2 separate regions of the Homo sapiens genome follow, and region 1 is linked to region 2. The links are chromatin loops, found by intact Hi-C in ENCODE. Cell type or tissue: PC-3. All regions are shown on one strand. Links, peaks and the distances in the headings refer to the core of each region. The heading gives the core; the rest is flanking DNA. Region 1 has its middle 150 kb from the start of MIR577. Region 2 has its middle 210 kb from the start of UGT8.

What was found. A loop is a pair of places that touch in the nucleus more often than their neighbours do. Peaks named below come from ENCODE experiments on the same cell type or tissue, not always from the same donor. Only the 100,000 strongest peaks of a DNase experiment are listed, where the experiment ranks them.
Region 1: it touches region 2 in a loop (9-fold over the local background); 12 of 110 quality-filtered maps call a loop at or near these places.

The regions. Positions count from the first base shown.
Region 1 is chr4:114,800,410-114,816,001 of GRCh38, reverse strand. No RefSeq gene overlaps it. Among named protein-coding and RNA genes, the nearest start is that of MIR577, 150 kb to the right of the region's middle. RefSeq lists enhancers at 7,857-7,906, 8,237-8,286 and a silencer at 7,923-8,126. In PC-3, for the core only: a CTCF peak has its summit at 7,999 (motif pointing right); no DNase peak of the experiment used is centred there; H3K4me3 peaks cover 327 bases.
Region 2 is chr4:114,378,601-114,394,192 of GRCh38, reverse strand. No RefSeq gene overlaps it. Among named protein-coding and RNA genes, the nearest start is that of UGT8, 210 kb to the left of the region's middle. In PC-3, for the core only: CTCF peaks have their summits at 7,370 (motif pointing left) and 9,374 (motif pointing right); a DNase peak (open chromatin) is centred at 10,252.

The DNA of each region.
Region 1 (15,592 bases), core at 3,847-11,846, 420 kb before region 2:
ATCAGAAAGTGGGAGTATTTTATGGACCTCAGAATGATTCATGGCACTCTAAAACACACAACATTGACCAGAATTTGATTATAAGGCAGACTTTACTGAAGGGAGGTTGGGAAATGTAGTCTAGCTGTATGCCAAAAGGAAAAGGAAATAGGTTTGATAAATAGCTAGACATTCTCTGTCCTAGTCCACCCTTCTAGTCACCAAATATCCATTACATTCTTCCACACATAGAACACATTCATCCCTTCCTCAAGGAAAACAGCACAAAATCCTGTCTGTCCACTTCATTCAGCTCAACGTAGAAAATCTTTGAGTTATACGTCAGCCTCTTCATCAGGTCCAGGTATGGCTTTTTGTGGGCTAGCAATCCATGGGCAGATCATCTTCTCTCAGGTATACAATGGTGGACCAGGGGCACGATAACCACAGTAGACATTCCCATTTGGAAATTGGAAGACTAGGTAACACACGGTTGTTAATAGACAGTAATTATTATGTGTTTCTGCTGGCAAGGCAGGGGATGCCTGCAGTGGAAACTTGTTTTGTTTATTAGAGCTGGTTTTGCTCTCTGAAAGGAGTTCCCTTGATCATTTGGTGATCTGGAGTTTGGTGATTTAGAGCTGCTAGTGATGACCATCTCTATCCTCTAGGAGCATTTTCCCTTATAATCTGGACTTATGATTTCTTTGCCACTACACTTACCTCAAAAACTTAGTAGGTATCTAATCTAGTTGCCTCCACTAGTTCTGTGGGCCAGTCATCATCTTCCAAACCCTGGTTCTTGTATCTGCTTTTTTCCATCATTTTCTTGCACCAGTCATTCCTTCTCTCTGTGTTACTCCCTCTCTCTGTCTCTGGAGCTCTCTTCCTTCCTCAATTTAATGGCAGCCTTCAGAGGCACCAGGCTTAAATGTAAAAGTAATATTCAATTTTACTCTTTTCAAAAGGCTGAATCTTAATGAGGCCTTTAAACTAAAGTCTTCTCTCAATATTGTATCATTGAGGTTTAGGAGAATTCAGATTTTTCAAACTTTTGAGGCCTCAGATATCTGGAGTATTTATTTCATTTTATATTTGCCTGCAAAATCAACTAATTCTTGGGCGAGCCCATCTCTTTCTTCTAATATCTTCTATTACAAATAAAAAACATCCTATCCTGTAGCTTTCTCCATAGAAATACAATCTTGGAGGCATTTGGTCTGTTTTTCAAGTTATCATAAATGACAATTTCACCAATGTTTTGCCACAAATATCCAATCTCTCATTTCGGTGTTCTCATTAGCAGCCACTCCCACTGCTGGGAAATGTTGCAAATATTAACCTTTGTTTATAACATCCCTTCTTAAGCTACCAATTTTCAAATTAGTTAAGGTGCTACTAGCTGCTGTAATGGATTAATACCAAATTCTTAGCAGTATCATTTTTCAAAAGATCATTTTTTTTTCTTTCACATATACTCCAAATAGTGGAAGAGAGAACCGTTTTCCTCTACACAGAGAATCTGCCTTGAAAATCTTCCTGGATTATCTTGTGTCAATGAGAAAGCCTTATGGAGAGAAAAGAGTGGAGGCTTTCTGAGTGAAAGATTTTTGAAAGGTAAGCTTTGAAGTCATGTTCATCACTTCTGCCCATGTTCCATTGTCTAGAATTCAGTCATTTGGCTACTCTTCACTACAACAGAGGCTGAGAACTGTAGTAGAGCTGTTTGAAAAGAAGAATGGCATACATATTTGATAAACAGCTATCTATCTGCTGCCCCACAGATTGGGGTTGAAAATGAGACCAAGATTTAGTTTAAAGGTAAACTCAACATGAAAAATAGTAGACATCCATAAACGATGATGCAATATCACTGTCCACTAATAACAGTGCATCTAGATCATGAGAAAAAATAACAATAAATCATCATAAAAAAGATTGCTTTATTTTGTACTGAACAGATCACACCTAGGACATAAAAAATTCTTGGGTGAAGTTTACACTATGAAAGAGTAAGGTGTTAAAGAATTATAGCCCAACTTTAGTACTTTTCTGAACTAAGACAACTGGATTACTCATTTCCAGAAAGAACAAGTCCATTTGTCCAGGCTAAAAACTTCAGTCAGCCATGATCTCTTTCTTCCCACAACCTTCGTCTATTGACAAATCCTGTCAGCTTTATCTCCAAGACTACTCAGACTCTAAGAAATTCCTGTCATCTCCAACTCTGCTATGCTAATTCAAGACCCCACCATCTTTTTCAAAATAAACTAATAGCTTTTTCTACTTAAAACTTGAGGTCCTACAGACTAGTTTCCATAACAACCAGAGAAATTCTTTGACCAATTTTCCTATCACTTCCCCCTCAACTGACCATCTTCAGTCAACACCAGCATCCTTAGATTTCTCTGAACATGCTAAGCAGGCTCTATCCCAGAGCCTTCACATTCTCTGTTCTATGCATAAACAAAGTTTCCCTAGATATATGCATCGCTCATCCTCTCTCTTCCTTCAAGTCTTTGTTTAAATATCACCTTGTCAGGCAGGTCTTCCCAGACTCCTGCATCATTATACTTTCATCTACTCTTCTTGCTTAATTCTTCTCCCTACCACTTACCAACAACTGACATATGAGGGTTTTCTTGATTATTTTTATGCTTCCTCTATCTTATCAACTCCATGAGAAAAGGACTCTCTTCTATTCCCTGCTGCTTTTCCTATGCCTGGAGCTCTCTGGCACATTATATTAGGCTCTCAACAGATATTAATAAAAAGATGAATTTAAAAAAAAACAGGATGGTGAAGGATCAGGAAACCGTAACAAATGAGGAGCACATGAAAAAAATTGAACTGTTTTTTAACAAAAGTTTGTGTGTAGACAAGGGAAATGAAGTCATAGCAAGTGAAGAATAGGTTTTGAGAACATATTGATATCAAGAACCTGCTGCATAAAAGAACAGAAGTTATAGAAAGGCAAATTTTCTTTTAATAGGAAATAGAAAAAATATTTAGTGTTTCCTATTAAAATACTTTAATAGGAAAATATTTTCTAGTAAATAGGGTATTGGAATGAGATGCTTGGAGAAGTAACCACATATTTTTAAGTCTTCAAGAATAGACATAATTGGAGTTTTCCAGAAAATCATCAAAAAAGTCTAAAATCCTAGCCTTTTGTTCCTTTCCAGTTCTAAAGAATATGATATTTAGTATAAAATAAAAGACAGAGAGAGAGTATAACCATTGACAGGATATTATAACTAATATTTGATTGGTTGGTTGATTATCCATTTGTCAACCAACAAACCAATTTATTGGTTTTACCTTTATTTTTTAGAAGTATTCATTTATTTATAATTCAGATAGTCATCTTAATCAAACCTATCTGCTAAGTAAGAAGCATGTGGGGAGGAGATTTATATCTACCCCACTAGAAAAGAGGGAGCAATTTCTTGATTTCCAAATCAAGTCTTCTGCCCTAGTTAGAACATACATATATTATATATAGTGTATATATATAATATGTCTATATATATGTATATGAAATACATACACACATATATGCACATTCACACAAAAATGTATGCTTATATATGTGTGTGTGTGTGTGTGTATGTATGTGTGTGTTATAGTGGTACAGATATAGTAATCATGTCTCCAATACAGCAGGCCTGCCACTTTGCCAAACCATTGTAAAGTTTGCGAAACAGAAATTTATCATCACTGGGAATGCAGTCTTGTCTTTTTCAAGCTGTTTCACTTCTAAAAGCAGTAAATAAATGCTTTTATTTTGTGCGTAGCATTTTATTCTTTGCATTATGACACTTATACCACTTATCACCAAATCCTTTCTTTCTGGTTGACTTTATGATTCAACTTCTCCAATAAAACTTTTATAGTGGGAGTCTAATGAATTAGACCCTGCAGAAAGGAAAGTAAATTGGCCTGTTTCAAAGCTTCAAAGCTGCAGCAATAAGTTCTACAGATTTATTGCAGACCTCTTCACTGTTCCAATAAGGGTGCCAATTGTATTGTTTCCAATTTCCCTTTACAACATTTTTTAAAGGCAGAAACTTCTAGGATATATCCCACCAGAATTACAGAAAGCCAGGATTCACAGAGAAACCAAGTAAGAAAAGCTGTATTGGATTCAGCAAGAAACAGCATAGGAAAACGGTGGTCATGTGGGCCATGTTAAAAGACTGCATTTAGGTACTGGTTATAGAAAGCTTGTATCATGATTAAGCCAAGAAAAACACAAGGAAAGTCCCAGAAGTCAGCCTAATTATTCACGACATAGTCAGAGGAGGCCCTGAGGCATGACCAGCCAGAACAAGTGGAGGATTTTTAAGGATTAGGAACCCTGGAGGAGAAGCAGAACCCTGGAGGAGAAGCAGAACCCAGGAAGACAAGAGATGCTCCTCATATCTCAAAGAGCCCGAGGAAAGAAACAGAAGAGGGTTGCAAAATAAGATGCTTTATTTTTCAGTCGTTAAATTTTTTGTTGTTAAATTTTAGAAGGCGGTTATTTTGTTTGTTAATTGTCTTTCTAGGAGGAAACTAAAGAGGACTGGATTGGTGACCTGGAAGCTACTCTCAGTCACACTGATGGTAACCAATTTTCCCAAAGGCTAGAGTTCTGCTGCATAGCTCGGGTTTCAGATTCAGATGAGAAAAAAGAAAGAATCCAAATCATTAAATTCAATGGTAAAACAAGTAAAAAGAGATAGATAAAAGTTTAAACATAGCATTTACATGATTAAACAAATGACATTTATTTTAGTTGGTATTGGTGATAGTTATTTTCCATACGTGATTTAACAAGTAATAATCTATCAATCAATAATTTAATTTAAAAGAATTATATATAAAAATAAAACAAGTAAAAGATACAATTGAAAAGCTACAAAAAATTCTGTTTTCTTCTTTAATGTTTTAAAAACACTTATAAACAAATAAGAAAGTAAATTAGTTTGAGCAATTGTTGTTGAACAATTTTTATGTTTTTTGGCCACTTGTATGTCTTCTTTTGATAAGTGTCTGTTCATATACTTTGCCCATTTTTAATGGGATTATTTGTGGGATTTTTTTCGTTGTTGATCTGTTGAAGTTCTTTATAGATTCTGGATATTAGTCTTTTGTCAGATGCATAATTTGCTAATATATTTTCCCATTCTATAGATTGTCGGTTTACTCTGCCAATAGTTTCTTTTGCTGTGCAGAAGTTCTTTATTTTAATTAAGTCACATTGGTCTATTTTTATTTTTGTTGCATTTGCTTTTGAGGTCTTAGTCATAAGTTATTTGCCTAGGCCAATATCTGGAAGAGATTTTCTTAGGTCTGCTTCTAGAAGTTTTAGGTTTCAGGTCTTACATTTAAAACTGTAATTTATCTTGAGTTAATTATTTATATATGGTAAGAGATAAAGGTCTAGCTTCCTTCTTCTGCATATGGCTAGCCAATTTTTCCAGCACCATTTATTGAATAGGGGGTCCCATCTTCATTATTCACTTTTATTGACTTTGTCTAAGATCAGTTGGTTGTAGATATGTGGCTTTTATTTGGGATTTTTTATTCTGTTCCATTGATCTATGTGTCTATTTTTGTAACAGTACCATGCTGTTTTGGTTACTTTCGACTTGTAATATAATTTGAAGTCAAGTAATGTGATGCCTCTGGCTTTGTTCTTTCTGCTTAGGATTGCTTTGGATATTCAGGCTCTTTTTCAATTCCATATGAATTTTAGAATTGTTTTTTCTAAATCAGAGAAAAATGGTGCTGGTAATTTGATAGGAATTACATTGAATTGTAGAATGCTTTGAACAATATAGTCATTTTAATAATATTGATTCCTCCTATCTATGATCATGGGATTTTTTTTCCATTAGTTTCTATCATCCATGGTTTCTTTCATCAGTTTTTTAGCTCTCCTTGCAGAAATCTTTCACCTGCTTAGTTAAATGTATTCCTATGTTTGTGTGTGTGTGTGTGTGTGTGTGTGTAGTTATTGTAAATGGGATTGAGGTCTTGATTTGTTTCTCAGCTTCTGCCTTGTCAACTTAGAGAAATGCAACAGATTTTTGAACACTAATTTTGCATTCCGAAAATGTACTGCAGTTGTTTATCCAGTCTAGGAATCTTCTCAAGGAATCTTTAGGATTTTCTTGGTATAAGATCATGTCATCTGTAACAGAGTTAATATGATTCTTTCTGTCCCAGTTTGGGTGCTTTTTATTTCCCTTCCCTGATTGTTCTATCTAAGACTTCTAGTATTATGTTGAATAGGAGTAGTGACAGTGGATATGTTTGTCTTTTTTCAGTTCTTATCAGGAACGTTTTCAACTTTTCCCCATTCGGTATCATGTTGGCTGTGGGTTTATCATAGACAGCTCTTATTATTTTTAGGTATATTCCTTCAATGCCTAGTTTGTTGAGGGATTTTATCAGAAAAGGATGCTGGATTTTACTAAATGCTGTTTCTGCTTCTACTGAGATGATCACATGGTTTCTGTTTTAATTTATGTTTATGTGGTGAATCACATTTACTGATTTACGTATGTTGAACCAAACTTGCATCCCTAGAATAAAACCTACTTGATTGTAATAACTTATCTTTTTGCTGTGCTGTTGGATTTGGTTTGCTAGTATTTTGGTGAGTATTTTTGCATCTACATTCATCAGGAATATTGGCCTGTGTTTTTTTGTTATTGTTGTTGTGTCCTTGCCAGATTTGGGTATCAGGATGATACTGGCTTCATAAAATGAATTAGAGAGGAATCCTTCCTCATCAATATTTTGGAATAGTTTCAGAAAGATTGGTACCAGCTCTTTGTATGTCAGGCAGAATTTGGCTGTTAATTCATCTGGTTCTGAGCTTTTTTGGTTAGTAGTTATTTTTATTACTGATTTAATTTCATAACATGTTATTTGTAGAGAATTTCAAGTTTTCTTCTGGTTCAACATTGGAAGATTATATGTTTCAAGGAATTCATTTCCTCTAGGTTTTCTAGTTTGTGTACTTAGAGATCTCCATAGAGGTCTATAGTGATCTTTTGTATTTCTGTGGTGTCAGTTCTAATGCCACCTTTATAAATTCTGATTGTCCTTATTTGAATCTTCTCTTTTTTATTGGTTAATCTAGTAAGCAGTCTATCAATTTTATCCTTTCAAAAAAGCCAACTTTTTGTTTTGTTAATTCTATCTATGATTTTATTAGTTCTAATTTCATTCAGTTCTTTCAATATACATATATCATAATATATACAATAATAATATTTAGTTTCTTTCAATATGCATATTATATATAATAATTTTTTCAATTATATATAATTTAAAACTGTAATATTCAATAATTATTATATATAATAATTATAAAGTATATGTAATTTCAGAAGTGTTTTTTATATATGTTGTTTTATATGTATAAAGCTATAAACTATTTAATCTTTGATATCCTGAATCATTTTTTCTGTTTTTTTGTGTGTGTGTTGGCTTTTAACTTTCTGTTGCATCTCATTGAACTTCTTTGCAATCTATATATTGAATTCTTTATCTGTCATTTAAGAATTTTCATTTTGGTTAGAATCCATTGCTAGAAAGCTGATGCAATCTTTTGGAGGTGTCAAAACACCCTGACTCTTTGTTCTTCCAGAGTTACTGCATTGATTCCTTCTCATCTAAAAAAGCTCTTGCTTAGTATTTTTGAATTTGCTATTGTTTGGATGAGACTTTCGTTTATTTGTTTTTTCCTTGAGCATATGATTGTAGTGTATGTTGTGTACGATTGTTTGGCTTTGTTTCTGGGTATTTTCAGAAGGCCAGGGTTCTGTATGGGTTCCTTAGTTATGGATAGCTTTTGTGCCGTGGCTTTCTTAAATGCCGCTTGTTGTAGCAAAAGATTAGATATATGATCTGACACACTGTTTTCTACAGGGCTGAGAGTGCGAAAGTCTCAGGAAGCTGATCTTGTGCGCCAGCCTATGCTTGAAAGGTTTCTTATTCGGTGGTGCAGTTCAGTCTACCTTCCAGTAGGTGGCGTAAAAGAGTAAGCGCCAGCTTGCCCTGGGGCAGCCCAATAATGCACGGAAGCACCTGCCCTGATGGAGGTTGAGGAGAGATAGCAGGGTGAGATTGTGTTGGGATACACTGAGGTCCCACGGGTTGGGTGAGGAAGAGGCGGTGTGAGGGTGGATGCACCAGGTCCTTGTTCTGGCCAGAGAGGAATGCGATCTTCTTCCCCATCAAACTCCTGTTACAGGGCTTGCGACCTTTGATTAATATTGACATTGTCCTTTGGCTACCAGCTGCAGTGCAACTGAGGTCCCCCGAAATCCTCCTCTGGTGGCTACCCACAAAATGGGCTCAATGCAGAGCCTCTTCCTCCATTCCAGAGCAGACAGCTGTGCGGTTTCTCTGCTCTCCATTGCCCAGACACTGCTGCTCTATATAGGTCGGGGAAATGGGTCCACCCTTCATGCAAGCCCATGCAGCACGGGCTAACTTTCAATGGGGGCGCAGCCGGCACAAAAAGTGCTGAAAAGGCTGTCTCACAAGTAAAAATGCACTCGTGTCAGCCTCCAGCAAGTAAAGTCTCTGTTGTGTCTGCGACAGTGGTTGGGAGGAGTGGGAGAGAACCTCCCCTCAGTATTCATTTCTGGCCATTTGTTACACCCCCTTCAGCTATTGATGCCGTGCCCATGTTTCTTTTGTCCCAAGAGAGGCTTTGGCAGGTTGTGCTACCCACTCCCTTGGAAGCAGCCCGTGTTGAGGCTGCCCAGAGATTCTGCCACTAGATCTCCAGGGATTCTGCCGCTCCCCAGAGACCCACTAATGCCCCATGGTTGCCAAAGTCAGAGCAGGTTCTAGGGTGTGTTTATGGTGTGTCTGATGATGCAGCAAAACAAGGGCTGAGGTTTCCCAGGTAAGGCACTCACCCACAATGGGTGCAGAGTCAGTATAGTGCCCACCATCTCAGTTCAGGCCTGAGGGGAGCGCCAGCACACCTTCAGGAGCTGGCCACTTGGTGCTCTATCCCTGAGAAGTTCCCAAATTGTCACCAAAAGGTTTACCTGGGAACATAAGGGTAGAGGGGCTCCCAAACAATTTGGCAGTCAGTAGATTGTCACAGGGGTGCGGGGAGCACACAGAGAAATACCGCCACCTACCCTTTCCACGGGACTCTGAGTTCCTCAGTGGTCCATCCCTGCTAGACTCTTGCTGCTTTCCTTTTCTGTCCTCCAGCTTCTTTCCATGGGCTGTCCAACAGGTCCTGGACCTCTTCCTTCAGCCTTCCACTCAGATCATGACCATTCACCTGCACTTTGATCTTCTCTCTGAGGAGAACTGGCATCCAATATCCCTAGTCATCCTTATTTAAAAAAAAAAGAAGTGGTATAGTATCTTCTATCACAACGATCATTGTAGAACTCCAGGATTGAACAAGAAATTTGGAGATAGTAAATCATAGGGAAATTTTAACAGGGTATATCAGTAAAATTATGCTAAGTATCACTTTTCCTAGTATTAAGAAACTAAATATGTAACCAAAATCTTATTTATCCTTCACAACCAAATACATAGCAAACATTTTGCTTGTATATCTGTTATATTTTATTGACTGATCCACATATGATTAGAAGCACACATTTAATTTAGGGTATATTTATGTATATTGACACCATTCTGCAGCTGTATGATTATAGAAAATAGCAATTTTATTAAACAAGTTAGTTTTCCTTCATGTTAATAAAATTGTTCCAAGTGCATTATTCTATACATGTATTAGACTTATTTTGTTTTGAAAGGGGATATCTCAAATATCGTCATGTTTTTCACTACTTGGTTCTGCAGAAAGAATGATGGTGCTTTTTTCCTCATTATTACACAATAAACCCCAGTTCACATGGCAGGTAATACTAGTTGTCTAAATTTATTTCCTTTAGGTCCTCAATTGGAACTAATGCCACTTTTTATCAAATACTATATTATACAAACTCATATTCACTTCTACTGAAATATCTACTGTACCAATATCAACCTTTGTTTACCAATCTTTTAATTCACATTGTTAGAATTATTCTCATTTTTGAAAAGTATTAAATATTTTCTTGTTTATTATCCAACAGTATTTTACCATCATTAAGTTAAGTACATGAACGTGTTAATTCTACTGCAAAGGTTTGGTATGGAGCTGCATTATACATAAAATATAATATCATTAAATTATTTAGTCTTCCCATCACAATTATTGTTTTTTATTTGTCTTATTTTATATATAATAACATGTATAAAATAGAGATGTCTTTATATTGTCCCCAAAATTTTTCCATGTATTATTATTTGTAATATATCACATATAGTGCATGAGGAATGTTTTTCCCCCATGTAATATCTAAGGTGTTAGTTTTCATTGTGAGAAAATTATTGTTCCCATTAAAAAGCTATGTAAATCTTTGAATTGTTTTGTGTTTTGGTACTTTATGATTCTTTTTCAAAAATTTTGTTTTGCAGTTGATTTTGTTTAGTATCTTTTGAAAATTAACTTATTTTCAATTGACAAATTAAAAATGTATATAATTGTCATGTACAACATAATGTGTTGAAATATATGAACAGTGTAGAATGGCTCAATAGAGCCAGTTGATATATACATTATCTCACATACTTATTTTTTGTAGTACAAACACTTAAAAATCCTCTCAGCAGTTTTTTAAAATACAATACATTGATAATAACTCCAGTTGCTATTTTATGCAATATATCTCTTCAACTTGTTCTTCTTAACTAAAATTTTGGATCCTTTGACCAACACTCCCAACCCCTGCCCCTGCCACTCTCTACTTCTATGAGGTCAACTCTTTCAGATTCTACATGAAAGTGAGATAATGCAGTATTTGCCTTTCTGTGTCTTCTTTCATTTAACATAATGTATTCTGGATTCATCCATGTTGTTGTAAATAACAGGATTTTCTTCTTTTTTAAAGCTGAAGAGTATTTTATTTTAGAACTGAATAGGAATACTATTCCTTCTTTTTGTTGAATGCTTCTAATTTGGATATTTGTTCTTTTGATGCTGTTCAATAAATTCCATAAACTTCTTTATCATTTTTCACCCTCTTTGTTCTCCTCTGATTGCATGTTTTTTAAATAATCTGTCTCTCAGTTTACAGAATCTTCCTCTTGATCAATTTTGCCATTGATGTTCTTTATTTCATTTTTCATTTCATTAATTGTATTATGTGCATCCATACATTATTTATACTACATTTCATTTATCCATTAACCTGTTGATGGACACTTAGGCTTATTTTATATCTTGGCCTCTGTGAATAAATGCTTCCATGAGCATGAGAGTACAGATATCTCTTTGACACACTGTTTTGTTTTTCTCTTGGATATATATCCAGTAGTGAGACTGCTGGATCATAAGGTAGTTCTATTTTTAATTTTTTGACAAACCTTCAAAACAACAAAATTTAGTGTAGTTTAATTTAAATTTAATCTGACTGGAGACCTTTGACCTTCCATGATTGCACCAAGAAATTTCTGCTGAGAAATCTGATGCTCACCTTATCAGAACTTCCTTATATTTCATTTTCTATTTTTCTCTTGCTCCTTCAGGATCCTTTATTTGTCTTTGGTTTTTGACTGTTTGATTATATTTTGATGTACTGTAATTTGGATTACACTGGAGACCTTTGACCTTCCTGTACCTGGAAATTTATAATTTTCTGCAGACTTGGGAGTTTTCTGCTAGTATTTCATAACATAATTTTTTTTCCTTTATCTCTCCTTCTCCTTCAGCTCCTATAATTTGGATATCTTCTCTTTTGATCCAGTTCCATAAATCTCATAAGGTTCTTTATGCCTTTTCACCGTTTTTTAATCCTCTGACTGTATGTTTTCAAATAATCTGTCTCCAAGTTCACAGAATCTTCTTCCTGGTCAACTTTGCTATTGATGCCCTTTAATTTTTTTTATTTAATTCATTGTACTTTTCAATTTCAGAATTTCTGTTTAATTTTTCTTTAGTAATGTCAATCTCTTTATTTTATTTCTTATTTTGGCAATTTGTCATTTTCCTGATTTAATTGGATTGTTTCTGTGTATTTTCTTGTAGTTTGCTGACCTTCTTTAAAGAATTATTTTGAGTTCTTTGATTTCCTTGAGTTTCTTGGATGAAAATTATTGAAAATCAAAAAATGTTATATTCTCCCCTCATATAGACATAGCTCATTCTTAATTATATCATTAAGACTTGATTGAACATAGTATTTTAAATTAATAAAACATGTTGGGCACAGCAGCTCATGTCTATATTCCAAGCACTTTGGGAGGCCTAAGTAGGAGGATTGCTTGAGGCCAGGAGTTTTAGACCAGCCTGGGCAACATAGTGAAGCCCTATCTCTACCAAAAAAATCTATAAAATTAGCTGAATGTGGTGGTGCATGCCTGTAGTCCAAGGTAGTGTGTAGGCTGAGGTGAAAAGATACCTTCATTCCCAGAGTTCAAGGCTGCAGTGAGCCATGATTACACCATAGCATTCCAGCCTGGGTGTCAGAATGAGACCCTGTCTGTAAAAGAAATAATAAAATAAAAATAAGTTAATAAGACACATTCCATTAAGGTAACTTGAGTTCATATGGATTTGTTTCTTTATATCCTTTGGGAGACATATAAATCTAAAGTGAGCTTTCAGAAATATTCTCATTTAATTATTCAAAATGTTTATTCTTAATGAAACTCAGATTTGTTAAATATCTCTTTGTTATATGTAGCATTGAAATTTAATGATTAGGAAAAAAGCCCTAGAACTTTTACAACGTAAGTGTAAATAAGAAAACATATCTGAGAGGTTTACAGAGTGTGAGTAAATTCATTAAGACCATTTCTGGAGGAGCTTGTGAGGTCACCCTCTATTTTCTACCTACAAAATCTTATAGATAATTTTACACACTAAAAAGCTTACTGCTATTTAGTGTTGTTTTACTACAAATAGTAAAGTGATATGTTTGTAAATAAATACATTTAGTTTTGTTATAGCAATAATAAGATTGCTAGGATACTGCAAACAAATCTTTCAGTGATAGTAATAAGGTTTAGAAATGCTTCTGAATAGTAAGCCTGGACTAAGAGGTACTCTGTGTAGAGAACAATGCCAAAGATAATGTTAAGTTTTCAGTAAAAATTTGCTAAACTAAATTATTTTAAATCAAACTTGATTGAATTGAATTTGGAAAAATATCCTAGTTCAAATCTACATTTTGTAGTATCTTTTTCTCTAACAAGGAGACACTACTATTCATAAGATTAAATATCATGGAGTGAAATGGTTGTTACATCATGAAAAATGAGTTAAAGTCATATTTCATTTCACGAACCATAATTTTAAATAATGAAATATCAAACAATAAAGCATATATGATTATGACTTATTTAATAATATCTAATTGTTTTATGACCATTGCCATAATAGCCTAATAATTTCTTTTGTAAATCTATTCTTATATTGATCTGCTATCCAAAATATAAAAAATGAGCAATATAAAATTAATTGGTCTACTCTTACGATATATCATTATGCTTGACTAACCAGGAAAATAAATGTAAATGATGAAATTATCCATATAATCTTTCAAAACATCTTTCTGGACTTGGGTCAAAACCATAGGAATGAAAACTGTAAAGCTGACCTACATGAGCCAATCAGTATCCATCTGATTGTTCCCTCATCATTAATTTAAATATGCAATATGATGCCAAATATTCTAAATTATCTCCCTTTTTAATCAACTGAAATATTTCTTGTACATCAGACTCTCACCAAGTTAAAGCCACAAGTGTTTAAACTTGGCTGAAGACTTTCAGGCCAACTGACACTTCAGCTGTAACTTTACATACACTACTGTTATTCATTAACTTAAAAAGTATTTATAGAGTTATTAAAATATTACAAGATTAATGAAAAATATACAGCTTCTGTCAAGTTGTTTAAAGTAAAGGAAAAGACAAACAACTGTCAATTTCAATGTAGAATGTTGAAATTCTCATAAAACTATGCACAAGTTTTTCTGGGAGAAATAAGAAGTGACTTGACTCAGATAGTAGGACAGGAAATGGGGCAGAAATTAGAGAGGGCAGGAATAAAGAAGATATACAAGTAAAATTCAATTTAATTGAATGGTTATTTTATAAGTTTAGCTAAGTTTCTTTTCAACTGACATGTGTATGTATATACACAAAAAGAGAAGATTAAATGGTTTATCAATATTATTTTGGTCTAAAATTGTTCTAATCTGATATAGTAAGTGATCAGTCAAAAACAAATTATTTTTCAGACTACAGTAATGCAAAAAAAAAGCATGCTTTAGCATTATAATACCTTTAAAATGTTTTACTACATCTTCAAGGATTGGTACAATTTGTGGATTCTAGTCTACAGTCCCCCACCATTCTGATGTCTACCATATAGAAATGTGATCCATCTAATAGAGTGGAGCTGTCACAGTCAATAATCTGGTTTTATACAACTAAACTTGGGAAATTGAGCATTCTCTGCAATTCTTAGTTGTACAAGTATCAAATGCTTTAGACTTGGAAACCACAATGCTTAATATTTTAAGCCATCAAACTTAACCAGACATAGCATTCTTTTATTAATATTAATACAATAGTACACACAAAGGGCCACATGGTAGTTAGTCACAAGAAAAAAAATACTATATCTTAATTTTTGTTTCTAAGAAATACCAAATTATTAGAATTAAAACTTCATTGCAAGTTTTCTCAAAATGCAGGTTTTATATGTATAAAGACCTTTAACCAAAGTTTTCAAGACAGCTTCATATTTTGCTATCACTATAGCAGCAGCGATGATACTTTTAATTAAGTGAACACCAAATAAGAAACCTTAGAAATAAGGTGAAATTGCAATTTTAACTCATTATGGATATAAATAAAAACAGAAATCAGAGTCACTAGTAGCACAGAAATTATGCGAAACCTTAGCGGGGGTGCTTGCATGTTAATCTAATGTACTGTATCTTCTGACTATTTAAAAAAAACAATTTAAAGTGACAGTAAACAAATAAGTTACCTTGAAGAGGCATTAAGGAACATGAACACAATGTCATAGAGAGTATTTGGAAAAATGCCCTCTTTAATGGTCATCTACAGCTCATTGAATGTGGTTTTTCTCTACATTAAGGGCACTTCTGAAATGTAGTTTTACAATTGATTCACTTAAGTAATGGTAAGTGCATTTTAGATTGATAAATTTGTAATATGTCTAGACAATAAAAATCTGCAATTTTTACAAACTCGATTGCCTTTCAGATGCTTATATGTTCAGAGATGAGATTATTTTTTACGCTTCATTGTTGCATCTAAAGAATAAAACACATATCCAAAGGGGAGATTAAAATGCGTTCATATTTACTGAGTTCCAGGTGTGTAATTGAAAGGAACACACTAAACTGATAAAAACTTAAGCCTCCAGATAAAAAATGCTAAAAAATAAAAATTTATTACATTTTGAGGTATATTCATAAACTAAGCATGCATCATTTAAAATGTTTCAGTCACTATAAATATGTTATACACACCTGTAAATTGATTG
Region 2 (15,592 bases), core at 2,575-10,574:
TCAAACTCAGTTTCCTGGGCTCCTAGGGAGTATGGATTGGTACAAACTGTAAGCTGTTGTGAGTTGTAAATGGCCTTCCTTTGTTTTCTTGCATTTAGATATTCTATGTCTTAGCATTTCTGGAACACTTTTGGAGTGTGGCTAAATTATTCTTATAACCTGCTTGTGATAGTAGTAAGCAAATACTTAACAACAAGCTGATACTGGTGCTGAATATGTACTGGATCTACTTTAATAATATTTTCAAGGCCACACCCACACAGAAGTATTCAGCATTCATTCAGCCACCCTCAAAACCTTCTCTGGAAATTCTAGGCTAACCACAATCAATTCTTAAACTTTTATCTTTGTATTCAAGCCACAGAGGCTAAACCATAGTACGTCTTTCAGGAAATATTGGTGAGACAGACTGATAATCACAAAAAAATTTCAAGTGTCTGGGTGTGTCCACACAAATTTATAAGGATCTTCCTTTATCTGAATCAGCACCTTTGAACAATTCATATGGAAGGAAACTTGAAGGTGGGGTGCAGGTAGTATGAGCTTACAGAGATGTGAGATGTGACACTAAACTCAGTAATCAGCAAGATCCACCTGTCACCAAGTGAGGGCCGTGAGCCCTTTTAAAGATTGCTCTAAGCATTCCTTATATTTCCCAACTCAAAGGAGTTATGATCTGGGAATGTGCACTTAGAGATTACATGAGTGTGCATATATTATTAAGAAGAGCTGGGCAATCTCTGCCTGGAATTTAGACTGAGTCCTTCCTCTTGTCGGGTTTCTGGAGTCCCATTGATTTGTCTGCACTCACTCACTAACACACATACTTGGTGCTAGTCACTTCTCCTGTCAACCTATTTGGCCTCAAACATTTTCTGTCTTCTCAGCTTCTCTTCCACTCAAGTGGAGTTAATTGCATTTGGTGAGAACATTAAGAAAACATTTTGTCTCTGATTTTGATTTACAGATTCTGGCAGCTAATGCTTCTTCACAAATACTGATATGAAGTACACTGGTTTTCCTGATAAATTTCCATGTTCCCTTCTTCATTGTGCACACTTTTGTTAAACTCCATTACTTAACTGAAAATCTTAAAGCCCACTACCAGAATGGATGATGAAGAACTTGGCACAGGTATCTTCAGCACATTCCACTCTTTCAAAGACTTGCTCTAAAACCAGTTAACACTCATGCACTAAAATGGAAACACTCTTTACTTTCAACTCACACACTTTATTAAGAGAAATGTCCTGGAAACCCTTTAGGACCTATGTTTTCTTTCTCAATTTTTATAATTCAATAATTTGCCTAATACAGTTTTCATGGTTTACAATTGTCATCCCCAGAATTCTGCCTCTCCTCAGAAATATAAAAATATCTTAGCTTTTAGTGTCTGGGATAACAAACAATGCAGGAGTTCGATGGATTTATAGACAGGATATTTCAAGTGATCTGCTTTGTGTCCAAAAGGGTAGCATCCTAACCTCATTTGCTTAGACACACTCAGGAATATCACTTTTGTTTTTCCCAGAAGCAATTTATCTTTCTTTAAGAATGTTTTAACAATCCTTGCCAAACAACTTGAACTTCCAAAACACCCTGCACAGGTGACATCTCATGTGGGGGCTTTGGAAGGAAACCAACAAAGTAAACTTCCAGCGTAACATAATTCTGATACTCTGGTTAAAGTATTTATCTCAAATGTTGTTCTCACAAAATAGGTCTAGCTGTGAAATCATTACTATGCATACTGTGCAATTCTTTACTTGTAAGCATTTTCTAACTAAATTATAATTTGTGCTAAGTACATTTTTTTTCTCATTGGCACCATTCTGTTAACTATTAAGATGGTATGGTGAAGTATTATTTCTTTTAGAATAATGAATATTTTTATTAGATATAGATACAAACTATATTCAAACATTTTGGATAGTAGCATCCACTTTTCTGTCCCATATTATTCTATTAATAGCATTTTTGCGCCTGTTGAGGAAAGGAGAGAATAAAAGTTCATGATCATATGATCAAGTTAGCCAGGGAAACTGAAATAACAGACTGTTACTTTGCTTTTGTGTCTACAAAGGGGTAGAAATATGGGAGTGTTTTTTTATTATTATTTCATTAAAGTCTATCCAAAATGTATATGGTTTCAGTTTTAAATGCTTGGAGCACCTCCATGGCTACCCACTAACAATCAGCAGTCACTTCCACTATAGATTGTCTTCTGCAGCTCCCCATCCTTTTAATCACTTTGCTTCTTCCTGATAGGTTTATACTTGGTTTGGGTGTTAATTAGTCATTTCTGTCTTTCTTTTGTTGGACAGTGGTCAAAGTGTGTGTGTGTGTGTGTGTGTGTGTGTGTGTGTGTGTGTGTTTGTGTTGGGGGAAGCAGGGATGACAATGAGGGAGATAATTACATAGTGAGGTGGAGCAGAGGAAACAGATAAAGCCTCATGGGGATCTGTCCTAAGGGTCTATATGTAAAAGGCATTCGGACCTTTTATACTGGCAAGATTAAATCCTGCATGAACATTTAGTATACAGATTTCTGCTAAAACAACTTTCCCGCACTGTGTTGCAATATGAAAAGCCATTATTTTTACCTTAGCCTTGTTTTGATGTTAGTGTTTTGTATAACATTGACTATTGCCTGTTGCAATGACGGAAGCACATCCCTGATCTCCATTCAAGAGCAGCTCTTCGTGGGTAAGTCTGTCACAAATAGTGATGACCTACTTTTGCTTATTCAATCTGTTTCTTGTCTTTGGTTTCCAAGAGATTGATTACCTTGAGAATGCTAGGACAGATTTGTTGTTCATAGAAAAGGCTATAAATTGTGAATAAGTATAAGTAGATTTTAGTATTATATTCTAATATGCATCAAAAATTTTCAGGTACATTTATTTAATAGAATGGTTATTCTATGCTCCTTAGTAATTCATTATTAACTTGTTTTTATTTTACAACATCCTGATCAAAACAATGTGTTAAATTAGGGAGTTATGTAGAATTGTCTTAAGAGAATAGGAGAGGTATATTTTAAAACCAGGAAAGAATCAAGAATCAAAATGAGCATTTGGTACCGCCAAGGAAAGAGACGGAGAATGGAGTGACATGATGAGTGCCCTTGGCAGCCCCTAGGATCAGGCGCACAAGCATCCCTTGAGTGGGGATTGCAGCAAATGAGAGAAGAAAATTTGCCCAAGGAGAAGTGTATGAAAATTATGAAAATAGCTCTTCTTTTGCAACTCTGCTTAAGGCTTTTTTCAGCAGGGTGAATTATAGTGCCTAAATTTAAAAAATGAACATCCGTATTTATGTTTAATTAATTTTTTCTTATCTTGCCTACCATGGTAAATGTTAGTAGCCTATATTAGAAAATACGTTACTTGAGACTAGAGATTTTATCTATTTTGATCTTTGCTATTTTCCCTGCGCCTATAATCGTGCTTAGCACTTAGATATTATTCAGTAAATGTGAGTACAATTTGCATAATATTATATTATCTATAAATACATTTAACTGGGAGGGCAAAGACTTTAATACTTAGCAAGAGCCTACAAAAGACCAAAAGAAAGAATGGTGCCTTCATTAGACCAGGATGCCCTGGATGCATTAGGATGCATTAGGGGTATTAGGATGTATTAGGGATGTCACACATCTCTGAGGATCTGAACTGCAGATCTGATGAAGGTATCAGCATTGATCCATATGTCAAAGAGTAGAAAACATTAATTTATTCCTCATTTTAGGAAAAATTAAATATGAATAGAAGTTCCAACGTTTTCCATACCCTAGTCAATGTTTTTGTACTCAACTTACCATTGTTCTAATATGCACATATATTTTTCTTAGCATGTTTATATCAGTGCATATTTTATTATTGTATTTTAAATTAACATTTAAAAAGCAAGTAGTTCTTACACACTAAGATTACTATAACATAGATGTTCAAAATGTAAATCTCAGAAAATAACTTTTATTTATTTATTTATTTGAGATGGGGTCTGTATATATTGCCCAGGATGATCTCAAAATCTTGGGCTGAAAACATCTTACTGCCTCAGTCAGCCTCCAAAATACCCGGGATTACAGGTGCAAACCACCACACCCAACTCCACAGAAAATAACTTTAGAAATATGTATAGAAATTAATCTTGTGAGGCTTCATGCAGATTTGATTCTGTGTTTACAATAGGAAACTTCTTATATTATGGCTGAAGAAATTACAAACTTAACCCTAGGGGGTGGCCAAGAAATTGAACTGTAGAACATTTGAAAATAAGGGTCTAAAATATATTTTATATTCAGTAAAGAAAATTCTTTAATAAAGTAAAATATTTAAAATGGCATGTGTAAGGAAAATGGATGTGCTACAGTTGAGAGTAGGCTGAGGCAGACATCTGGTCCAACATGACTTAGTAAGTTTGGAGTGCAGGTGCACAATACTGCTTATTGTGTAACCATTCCTGTGAGCTAGTGCTTGTCTCTGAGCCACTATTATCTGTAAGTAGTATAACTGCCCTGCCACCTCTGTCATGCAGGAGGAGGGAAAGAGAATAAAGCTGCTAACACTGTGAGTGCATGTGCACATTAGAGAGCTAGCCGCCTTGCAGGCAGACAGAGAGAGAGCCGGCCACCTTGCAGGTGGACAAAGAGAGAAAGTCATCTGCTGTGCAGGTGGACGGAGAGAGAGAGCTGACTGCCTTGCAGGCAGACAGAGGGGAGCCAAGAAATGGCGTGTGTGTCAGGGAGTGCAGCTGCAGGCATGGGGGTGGCAGGAGCCACGGAGCCAGCTGCTGAGAGGGGCTGCAGCCGGAGCGGGCAGCCAAGACAGACTGATGGAGAGATACAGCATAATAAAGCCACATTTCACCTGCTTACGGGCCCCAGGTGTTCTTTGAGCTACCTGCCACCAGTCTGCCTACTCCCCTCAGACCTCAGCTTGCGCTGGACCCTGACCCTTGGCATGATAGCATGCAATTTATTTTACCTTTTTTTTTTTTTTTGGTGTTTTCTACTGCTTCAATTGGTAAGGATTTGTAGAGCTTTGTAGTAAGCCCATTTAAGTTGGCTTATGATTATTATATAAACTTACATTTAAAATCAGGTCTATTATTTAAGACATTATAATTTGGGGCAAATTTCTTAACCTCCCTAAGCCCTGATTTCCTATTCTGTAAAATAGAAATACAAAAAAAAATAAGTTATTAATACCAACTATGAACTGAGATAACACAAAGAAATTATCTAGTGCAGTGCCTAACTCTGACTCCCTTGTCTTCTTGTTGATTCTGAAGGTCTGTTTGCCTTATGACCTATTCCTTGTCCTTTCCCTGATTTCCTCTATGTGAAAAGATGCTGACTCCTGCAGGTTGTGTTTCTTAGGCTCCTGTAACAGCTGGCTTTCAGCTGGGGCTGGTCAATGGCAGGAGGCACTAGTAGAAGATTGGAAGGTGAAAAGAAGAGAGGTGCACCAATATCTCAGCTTGTGTGTCTGGCAGCTGCTAGCTCACCCAGTGGTTTCAGTGCCCATGGATAGGCTTTTGTGTTTCCAACTTCTGCTGCTGTGTGACTCCAGCTCCTGTATTCTGGTAAAATTCACTTCCCATGATCTCAAGATTCCCTCTGACCAGAGCGTAGATGAAGCTAGTTCTAGTTCTATAATTCTTCCTGCATCTGCTGCTCAGAGTTGCCTTGCCACCTTCCACTCAGCTTCTCTGCTTTTCCATCATCTATAGAACAAAATTCTTATGTTGAAGTCCCTGTATCTTAAAATCTCCAATGCTTTGTGTTTTCAAGTTAGACCTAGTATTAGTTTTCTACTGCTGTGTACCAAATTACTCAAAATAAGCAGCTTAAAAGTACACCCATTTATTATCTCACAGTTCTGTAGGTCAAAATTCCATGAGGACTCAACTGGGTTCCCTGGTTAGGGTCTCACAAGCACACAATTATGGTGCCAGCTAGGGCTGGAATCTTGACACTCTGGAAAAGAATCTACTTAATTTATTGAGGTTGAAGGCAGAATTCCATTATTTGCAGCTATAGGTGTTTTCTTGCTGGCTGTCAGCTGAGGGCTGCTCCCAGTCCCTAAAGGTCGTCTGTTACCCTCGCCACATGGACTTTTTAACAATGGAGAACATTCCTCACATGGAATCCTTCTCACCCTTTGAAAATCTCTGATGTCCTCTTCTGTCCACAGCTGGAGGAAATTATTCTCCTTCAAAGAGCTTATGCGTTTAAGTTAAACCCACTTGGATAATCTCCACTGATTAGTAACATCAATTACATCTGCAAAATCTCTTTTGCCTCCTAAGGTAATATAATCATGGGAGTAATGCTGGGGAAGAAGGTCACTGTAGATAGAATTCTGTCTTCCACAGGCCTTAAGTGATCCAACACTTCTGGCGCTAGCCAGGTTTGTGTCCTTGAGCTAATCATTTAACCTTCAAAGACCTTAGATTCTTCATTTATAAAACATTTATAAATAAGAGGGCTAGGCATACTGATTGCTAATGTTCTAGTTCTATAATTCTACCATTTTGTCATCTGAGACCAACATTACTTGGGCTAACAGGAAGAATGGTGTGGGGTTTTGCTATCTTCTCTTGTGCCCATCCCCTTTCACTGGGGAGTATTTAGATTTCATTTGGAAAAATAGAAACTTGTGTTTTGCCAGAAACATTTCTTAAGTTTAGTCACAGTGAAAATACCTATATTTCATTGTATTAAACTTCAATATTTAGGAGTGAGTTGCTACTTCTTTTGGCGGTGCCAGTTGTGCCGAAAGTTTTGACTTGGGTCAGTAAGCCCCACCTCAGTTCTCAGAGTGATGATGCTCTGGTATGAGGTGAGCTGGATAGAGAATATAGAAGGGCTAATCCCAGAGGGTTAGAGGAGAACTCAACCTAGTAAGAGCCTCAGATGATATAACAGTCCTGGCATCTCGGACATATTACATAACATCTCTGAACTTCAGTTATATCTTCTGTAGAATGAAGAAATTCACCAGGGGACTTTTAGGGTCCTTCGGGTTTTAACAATAGATAACCCTTCTCTATAATACCGCCTTGGCTGTAATAAAAACACAGTAACCATATGTACAATGAAATTGTAAGTTTGTTAAATTCTCAGGTGGAATGAACACTGAATACTTTAAACACTCACATAAAAAATTTTCATTAAAATATTTCAGTGTATAGTTTTTGGATGTTATAATTCATGACCGTAAACCACTCCCTTCCACCTCCATAGATCTATTCCTTCTGGATTAATATACATATATAGTATGCCCTTATAAAAGTGAAAAAAACGAAAAATAAATAACAGCATATCAACATCTGGCAGTCACATAGTGCCCTCTTCTGGCTAATGATCAAACCACAACTTTTCTCTGTGCTATGACATTATCTGGATATTTGCATGTTATTTTACATCTTTTCCACACATTTACTTTGTGCTATCTGTTTCAATAATTCTTAATGTTTAATTGTTATCAGTTTTAATAATCATTGTGTTTTATTGATGCTGTACGCATTCACCTGTTTAGCAACTTAGTTTAATAAACACAGGTAATCTATAAGGTTTTTTTTTTTTTCCTCTGCAAAATTTTAGACTATAATCCAGTTGGGGTATTTTTACTGATAAAATTAACCAGATTGCTACATTTACATTGAATTTTTAAAAAGACAGTGATAAACACGTTCTACAACACAGTATATTTATAATTAATATTTCAGTTTCTGCCTCTACATACGTATGGGAGTTAACTAAATCATTTCCGTTCCCCTCTAACTAGGATAAACCACACTGTGATATTATTTTCCCATTCTTGTTATTATAGTTTTTACCCAAGTATTTCCATTCTATATTATATATTTGATCATAAAGGGATTTAGAAATGAAATATAAAGCCAAGAATAATAATGAGTCTATTTGGTTTTAATGAAATAACTGTGATTTGGGGAGGTAATTTAATGACTTTGCCTAATGTCTCCATTTACAACAGTGATTATCAACCCTTAGGACCACATGAAGATCACTTGGGGATGTAGTGGGAAGAGTAAATTTTCTCCAATAGCAACACGTGTGATGTTCTCCAGACATATTGAGACCCTTTGATAGCCTTATACTTAATGACTACATATTCTATCACCTAAATCAGGACACTTTTGAGTGTGAAAGAGTCATTATTAAACAATAATTATTACTGAGAATTACTTATGCCAGGGTACTGGCCAAACTGGGGCTACTGTAGGCAAAGCAGAAGTCGAATCAACATAATTTTGTTACAAAATGTATTCAGTAGAGTATGGAAAACTGAACAAATTCTGTTTTTACTTCTACTTTCAATGGCAGTTCTCATCTTCTATTTACAATTTTCTGTTGTAAGGCAAACAGAAACCATGTTAAACCTTTACTCACCTTGGAGCCAGATGACCTAGTTTCAAATCATAACAAATTACTTAGCTTTTCTGTGTCTCAGTTCCCTCATCTGTAAGATGGGAATATTATTAGTAATTAGCTTATAGGAGTGTTTCAAGTACTAGAGAGTTAATAATGACTGAGTAAATATGTTGGTTATGTTTAGAATAGTATCTGGAGCATAGTAAACGCTACTATTAATAATGAAATTATTAGTTTTTGAGAATGAATACTAATTTGTTTGAGGTTTTATAAAGCGATGATAATTTCAGAGGTTATATTTATCTCAGGAAAGCAACATGTAGTAGGCAGCTTCTCAGATGGCCCTGAGTTCCTCCTTGTGCTCACGCTGCAGTACGTTCTTCTCCCTTTGAGTGCGGCCTAGACCTAGTGACTCATTTCTAATTAACAGAACAAACGACGAAAGTGATGAGATGTCACCTCTGTGAGGAGCTATAAAAAGACTGACTTCCATGTTGCTCTTCCTCCCTTATTTTTCTTTCTCTCTTGTATCCTTGCTCTGAGACAAGCAAAATGCCATGATGTGGACAGTCGTATGGAGAGGCCAACGTGGTAAGGAACTGATGATGTCTCTGGCCAAAAGTCAGCGAAGACCTGAGGCCTAGCAATAGCCTTTTCCATTAGCAAATAGTAATTTAAAAATATTCGAAGAATCAAAATGTAAATAGTGGGAAAATGTGATTTCGTCAGTTTCTAGATGCCAAAAAAAAAAAAAATCGTCTATCTCTTCCCATAAAGAAAATCATTGGAATTTCCAAATTAAAAATAGTTTCAGTTGTACTAGGAAACAAAAAGACATTTAATTATAAATGCAGCTTTGATAGAAATTCTAGTATGGAAATTAAACTGACTTTGGGACTGAATGCATTTTAAGAATATAATCTTAACGGTTCATGTCAGTTTACCACTTGGTGGAGCTACAGTGCCAGATAACCCTTAAAACCTGTTCTGTTTTTATGGACGCAATTTTTTTTTTTGAGAAATGTAGATAAAATGCATAATTTTAATCATTATTTAGAAGCGTTTTATTGATTACTCTCCACCCTTACCAAGCAATTTCTGTAACATGTCAAGAAGAATTCTTTACATAATCTTGGGCTGTTAATGGAAGAGTTTGCTTATTTTTATTTTTCATATAGATGATTTAGGAGGATATTCCTTGGGAAATACTTACATATTGGAAAAATATAATCTATTAAAATTTGAAGAATAGTTATCAGGTCTTCTAGATATTTATGTGTGGATATTATGAGAAGGAAAAGTGAGCCTTCCTGTAGAACAAGGCCTATCACAGAATTCCTGAGTCAAGCAGTGGTAGAGAAAGACTGATTTTTGCAAGGAAGAAAGGACAGACAAAAGGTGGAAATGTTGGTCACAGACAAACATAAATTCATTCTCTAATCCTTACAAACGATTAGAATGATTACATTTGGTAAACTCAGGTCTCCAATCCTTTATCTTGAAATTTGGGGGCCAATATGCGTTAGAATTAAGAAATGTTCAGATTTTAAAAGAGGAATACAGTATTTATATCATATATAGCAGTGCATAACATTCTCAGCAATGTCTGAGCTAGCACCCATTCATGTTGTTGAAGGTTAGATTCCACAAGAATCAGACTCTGAAATAGAGGTTCAGAGAAGATGTTTATTAGAATGTACTCTTAGCTCCAGGTAACTTCATGGGAAGATCTCTATTTGATACAGTCCTTTCACATTTTCCTGAACTGGGGTGAGGAACATGAGCCTTCATACCCCCCTGCAATGAGTCACTGGATTCAGGCTGCTGCTGAATAAAAGAAGGCCTTGTTCTGGCATCCCTCCCAGCAGCTGAGGGACTAAATCTTTCATTCCTGCTGTGTGACTTGGACCACTGTCTTTGAGGTTTCTGAGCTTCATGTCTTCAAGCCCTTCTCAGTTAAAGGTTACTAAATTTGTCCATTGACCATCCAAAACTTGGCACAAGGATACTAGGAGATGTCCAAGTGATTAGCAGAGTAGGAAACATATTCCTCCTCGTCCTTTTGTGTCACCTTTCTCCTGGTGAAAAGAGTCGATTCCTACCAATATGCTAACTCCACTTCTTGTCTTCTATTCACTTGCAAGAAGAGCATAAAGCATCCAAGAGGCAACCACTAACTTATAGTTCAGCAGGGCTTTTCTTGTGTGTCCTGGTGAAAATGTTCTCTTGGAATAAGACAACTTAGAGTTGCAAGGAAAAGAAGCACAGAATCACTAAGTGAGTCATTAATAGTGATAATAAAGGGGGTTAATCCTGCTTCTACACTTTGGCTCCAAGACTCATGCATAATACTTACTGAAGACACAGAATCACAAATAAAGGCCTTGGAAACAAGTGGACACTCTGTCCTGGAGGAATGGTATGCACATCTCCTCTGAACTGCCACTTCAGCTTTGCCTTCAGCAGACCATTCCATTGTGTTGCCTGGCCAGCAGCTTCTGAATGGCACAGTACGTAATGTGACCAGTGGATCATGTGTCATGGACCAGCTATACACTTCCCTTGCTATAAAGTAGGTTCTTCGGTCTGACATAATACTACGTGGAATTTTGTGGTGATGGACCTTATGTTTTATAGGTCCTAGCTGTTGCCTCTTGCATAGTCTTCATCTCTGCCATCACTGATGCTTCTTTCATGAGTTCCTTGTGCCAACACGAAGGTGGCTGATGGCAGAAGCTGGCTCATGTTAACTGGCCAGTCAGTTTTGTTTACCCTGATGGTCAGTGCCTCTTCCATGGCAGAAGGTCTCTAGTATACTTTAACATGCAATATGAAGCCACATATCTCCACAGTGAGTGACCTAATGCCTCCACCTCACACCTTCTTGAACCTGATCTTTCAACATTTCTCTTTCAGGACTCTGATCAGCCAAGCCATTTACTATTGCTTATGATTTCAGCTCTGTACTAGGTTTGAGCTTAGATATGGCAGTGAGTGGTGACTCTAAAACACTGGGGCAAGGACAGAAGCAGATTGGATACCGTAATCTCATGTCACAGCAGATAACTGCAACCACTCACCTATGATCCTGGACCAACATAGGATGCAATGAATAACACAACCTTAGAAGGAAATTATAGGAAAGACTGAGAAAATGCTCTTTACTTAGTGGCCTCTAGCTGACATCACAAATAATGGCTAAATAATGAAATAGAACAAAACATAGGTTTCATTATTTCAAAATGCTTATCAAAGAGGTGGTAGGAAAAAAGCATTTCTCAGAACTCTTCAGTGTTCAGATATATAGGTTATTGTCACATTAAACTTAATTTATTTCAAATCAGGTAAAACAAACTTTGAGAAAAGCAAATGTTCAGCATGCAAACACTTCTACTTCTAGAACTTGTACATGTTTCTCAGTTTCAAACTTTGAGCACATCTATGACTCTTACATCCCTTTAAATCCTACATTGAACCAATTGCTATAATTTTTCCCTTCAAAGGCAGCTGACATTAATTCATTGTGCTTTGTTTTCTTCTCTGGCTTCTGATTACAAACCCTTGTTTTATTATTTGATTATTGGAATATTTTTCTAACTGAGCATTCCCTGTTTAAACAAGCCTGCCTACCACTGCTAGATAAATTTTCCTTAAAATCTATTTTCAGTATCTCATTATTTGGTTAAAAATATGAACAATAGAAAGAAAAGATGCTTCTTAAGTATTCTTAAGCAAGTTAAAAAAGAAAACTCCAACTGAGAAAGTATGTTTGCAATATGTTTAATGAACTGGTGTTTAAACTAGCTACTACATGAGGGATGCTTGCAGTTCAGTAAGCAAGTGACTCTAAAGAAAAATGGAAAAAAAGTGTACAGTATAAAATCATTTTGAAATAAAATTAATGTACATAAATAGGATACATAAGCCCCAAATGCTAATGGTGGTTTTTTTCTAGGAGATGGAATCATGATTGATCTTTCTTTTCTAATGTAAAAATCTTTTAAAATATGGAATATTTTAGATAAAATGAGTTTTTAATTGTAAAAATAAATGTTATATCTATTTTAAAGAGAATATCTGAGAATTGCAGACTCCGTAAATTTCTAACATGGTAGTCCATGTACTGTCAGGTGCTCCATTTCCCTTCCCTCCCTCACAAAACCCACATACTCTGGAGGCTCTAGCAGGGAGGACAGTTATTTCTGTACCATGGCTGCACAGCTCTTCAGTGTTTGGGTTCATGACCTTTTTCAACATGCAGCTTCAGGGAAGACACACACAATGTCAACCAGGCAGACCAAATACCATCTCAATCCAGACAATAACAGGGTGACAGATTTCAGAGTTAGAGTCCCCTCATATTCAAATGAAGTAGTTATATTTAAGGATATTATAATATATTAAAGGATTCATGTTTATGAACCAAAACATAAAAACATGTATGCTATATATAAAAGTATACTTAAAGGAAAAATGAAGTACCATGTTTTAAGTTGGAGTTAGCTTAGATTATCTGAGATAACAATTGGCTTAGAGACATCTTCAGAGAGTGGTAGAAAAATTGCTTTCCTTCTCCCTACCTCCCCCCATCTTGCAGAAACAATGAGAAAAAATAGGGTAAAGAATTCTTAAGAAATTGAGGGGATCATACCAAAAAAATAACGTATTTCTTAAAGGAATCTAATATATCAACATTTTCAGAGTGAAATCACAGAATTTGAAAAAAGATGTCACTTTTTTAGTGCATACCATATGCTAGGTACCTTCTTATACATTAATTTCCTTGAAGCTACATATCCATTCCATAGAATATATATAGAAAAGAGTTTAGTCTAGCTAGTTTCGCAGAAATAATAAAGGAAATTAAATATCTCCTAGAATCTCTAGGAGAGCTGAAGAATGAGACTTGGATGCTGCACTGACAGAAATAGTACAGGAAGAAAAAACTCCAAACTAAGCTTTACTCATAAAAATTATTCTGAGAAGTTAAAAAGAATAAAAGAAAGCATTATAAATGGTATTATAAGAAATTGCAAGTACATCAGAAAACATATTCAATATCTGCTTTCAACTTTTAAATGTGATCTTCAACCAAGTTCAGGGTCATTGTAGGTAGTCAGAAGAAATATGTGTCCTTCACACGTACTGACATTAATTTTAGTTCTAATGATATTTAAACAAATTCAAAAAATTACAAGACAACCAGAAAAGTGATCAATTAAGTTATCAATTAACAGAGTAGAATAGGCTAAATTATTCACTCACAATTACATGTTTTCTCCTTACCTTTGCCATGCTTTCTCATAAGCAGGAAATAAACCCTCTGCCCCACTGATGCTGGTGTTGGGCTTAGCCATGTCATTTGATTTGTCCAATGGAGTGTGAGTGGAGTAACGTACACCCGTTCAAACAGAAGCTTTAATTGACTTGTCTGGGTTGACTCTGTCCCATCTGAACAGTTGTTCTCTGCCAGGAGAATATCATGTCTCAGATGATGACTCCCTCAGAAAAATTCCAGGAGTGAGAGAACTCATGGAGCTGGGTTAAATCCAGTGGGGTGTGTAGCCCCCACTGGATTTAACCCAATACACACAATAAAAAGTGTGTATTGACAGAACCACGGAAATTTTGGGTTTGTTTGTTGTCATGGCAAAAGCCAGTTAATATACAGGGAAACACAATAGTTTAAAGTATGGTCAAATTTAGAAGTTTCTGGATTAGGAATCAGTGGCAATGGAAAATTCCTAAGATTAAATGCTCCTTTTTGAATTAATTTTGCTTTCAGATACCATAACTGTAAATTTATTTCTCCTGACCAAAAAATACCTTATTGCAAAAGAAGAGGGGTCTATTGTACAGGGACCTTGTTGTAGTAAAACAGAGTGTGTGTGTGGGTATATATATATATCTCCAGGTATCCATGTATCTATCTATCTATCGATCTATCTATCTATCTATCTATCTATCTATCTATCTATCTATCCATCTATCTTTCTAGAGAGATAGATAAATCTATATCTATATATCACTTTTTATATAATATATGAACATCTTCAGATAATTTCCTGGGTTCCATGTTATAATAGTTCTTGTTAATCATAATCAGTTTTTGATATAAGAAAAATTGAATATAGAATTCAGAAGTGATTAAAATTAGTACAAACTACTTCAAAACAATGCTAAAATTTCTGTGAACTGAAGTCTAAGATTGCTCGGCATGTTTGAATAAGGCAAAGTTGTTTTTTGTTTATTTGTTTGTTGTTGTTCTCAGATAAGAGGGGGATAGTTACTTTATATCCAAATCCTTACAAAATCTTACTTATTGCTGATCCTCTCTCAGTTTATTTAATTTTGACTAACCAAACCAAATTGTTGTTGTTCAGTGAAGACACATTAGCCTAAAAATCTGTCAATACTAGTATCAAGTGAGTGATTGACTGAGATCGACTGAATTGATGAGAAAGAAAAAAAACCCTAAAACTATAATACAGATTTATTTATTCCTATCATGAACATGACTTCACAATTGCAAGTGCTGGGTTATAAACAAGTTTAAAATTTATTTAAAAAGCAATGCAGCAAATGGTCGTGTTGAGGAGATAGTGGATGTATATTCATAGGAAAATATAAAAACAAATGGGCTAATGTTTTGTGAATGTATACACTCAGGATAAATTTTCCAGTGAAAACATTGTATACAGACCCAGAAAGTGCTTTATCTCAAAAAAGTGTGGACCAGTAAGAAAATAATGTGCTCTGGACAAAGCCATTAGATTCAACAGGCAGCTCTGTTAATGATGAAGACTACTTTAGGAAATACATATCAAAAGCTTAAATAAAATAGTTCAAGGAATGTGAAAAAGTATATTTTTATAGTAGTAAAGTAATTACATAATAATTTGTGATTATAAATATGTTAATTTATTTGATGAAGTAAATATTAAAAGTTGATATTGTTGAAGTTAATTAAGATGGAGACCATGCCTGAAAAAAATCCCTGAGCTGACAAACCCAATTAGAGCTCATAAGTTACCTCAACCTTGCTCGATTTGCAAACATAAGTGAAACAACCTGAGGTGTTTCTTGTAAATGCCTGTATTAACGAAAAACAGAACTCAATCTCAATCAATCAGAAGCAGCCAATTAACATATTATAATTAGCAACTTTCTAAGAAAAGAAAC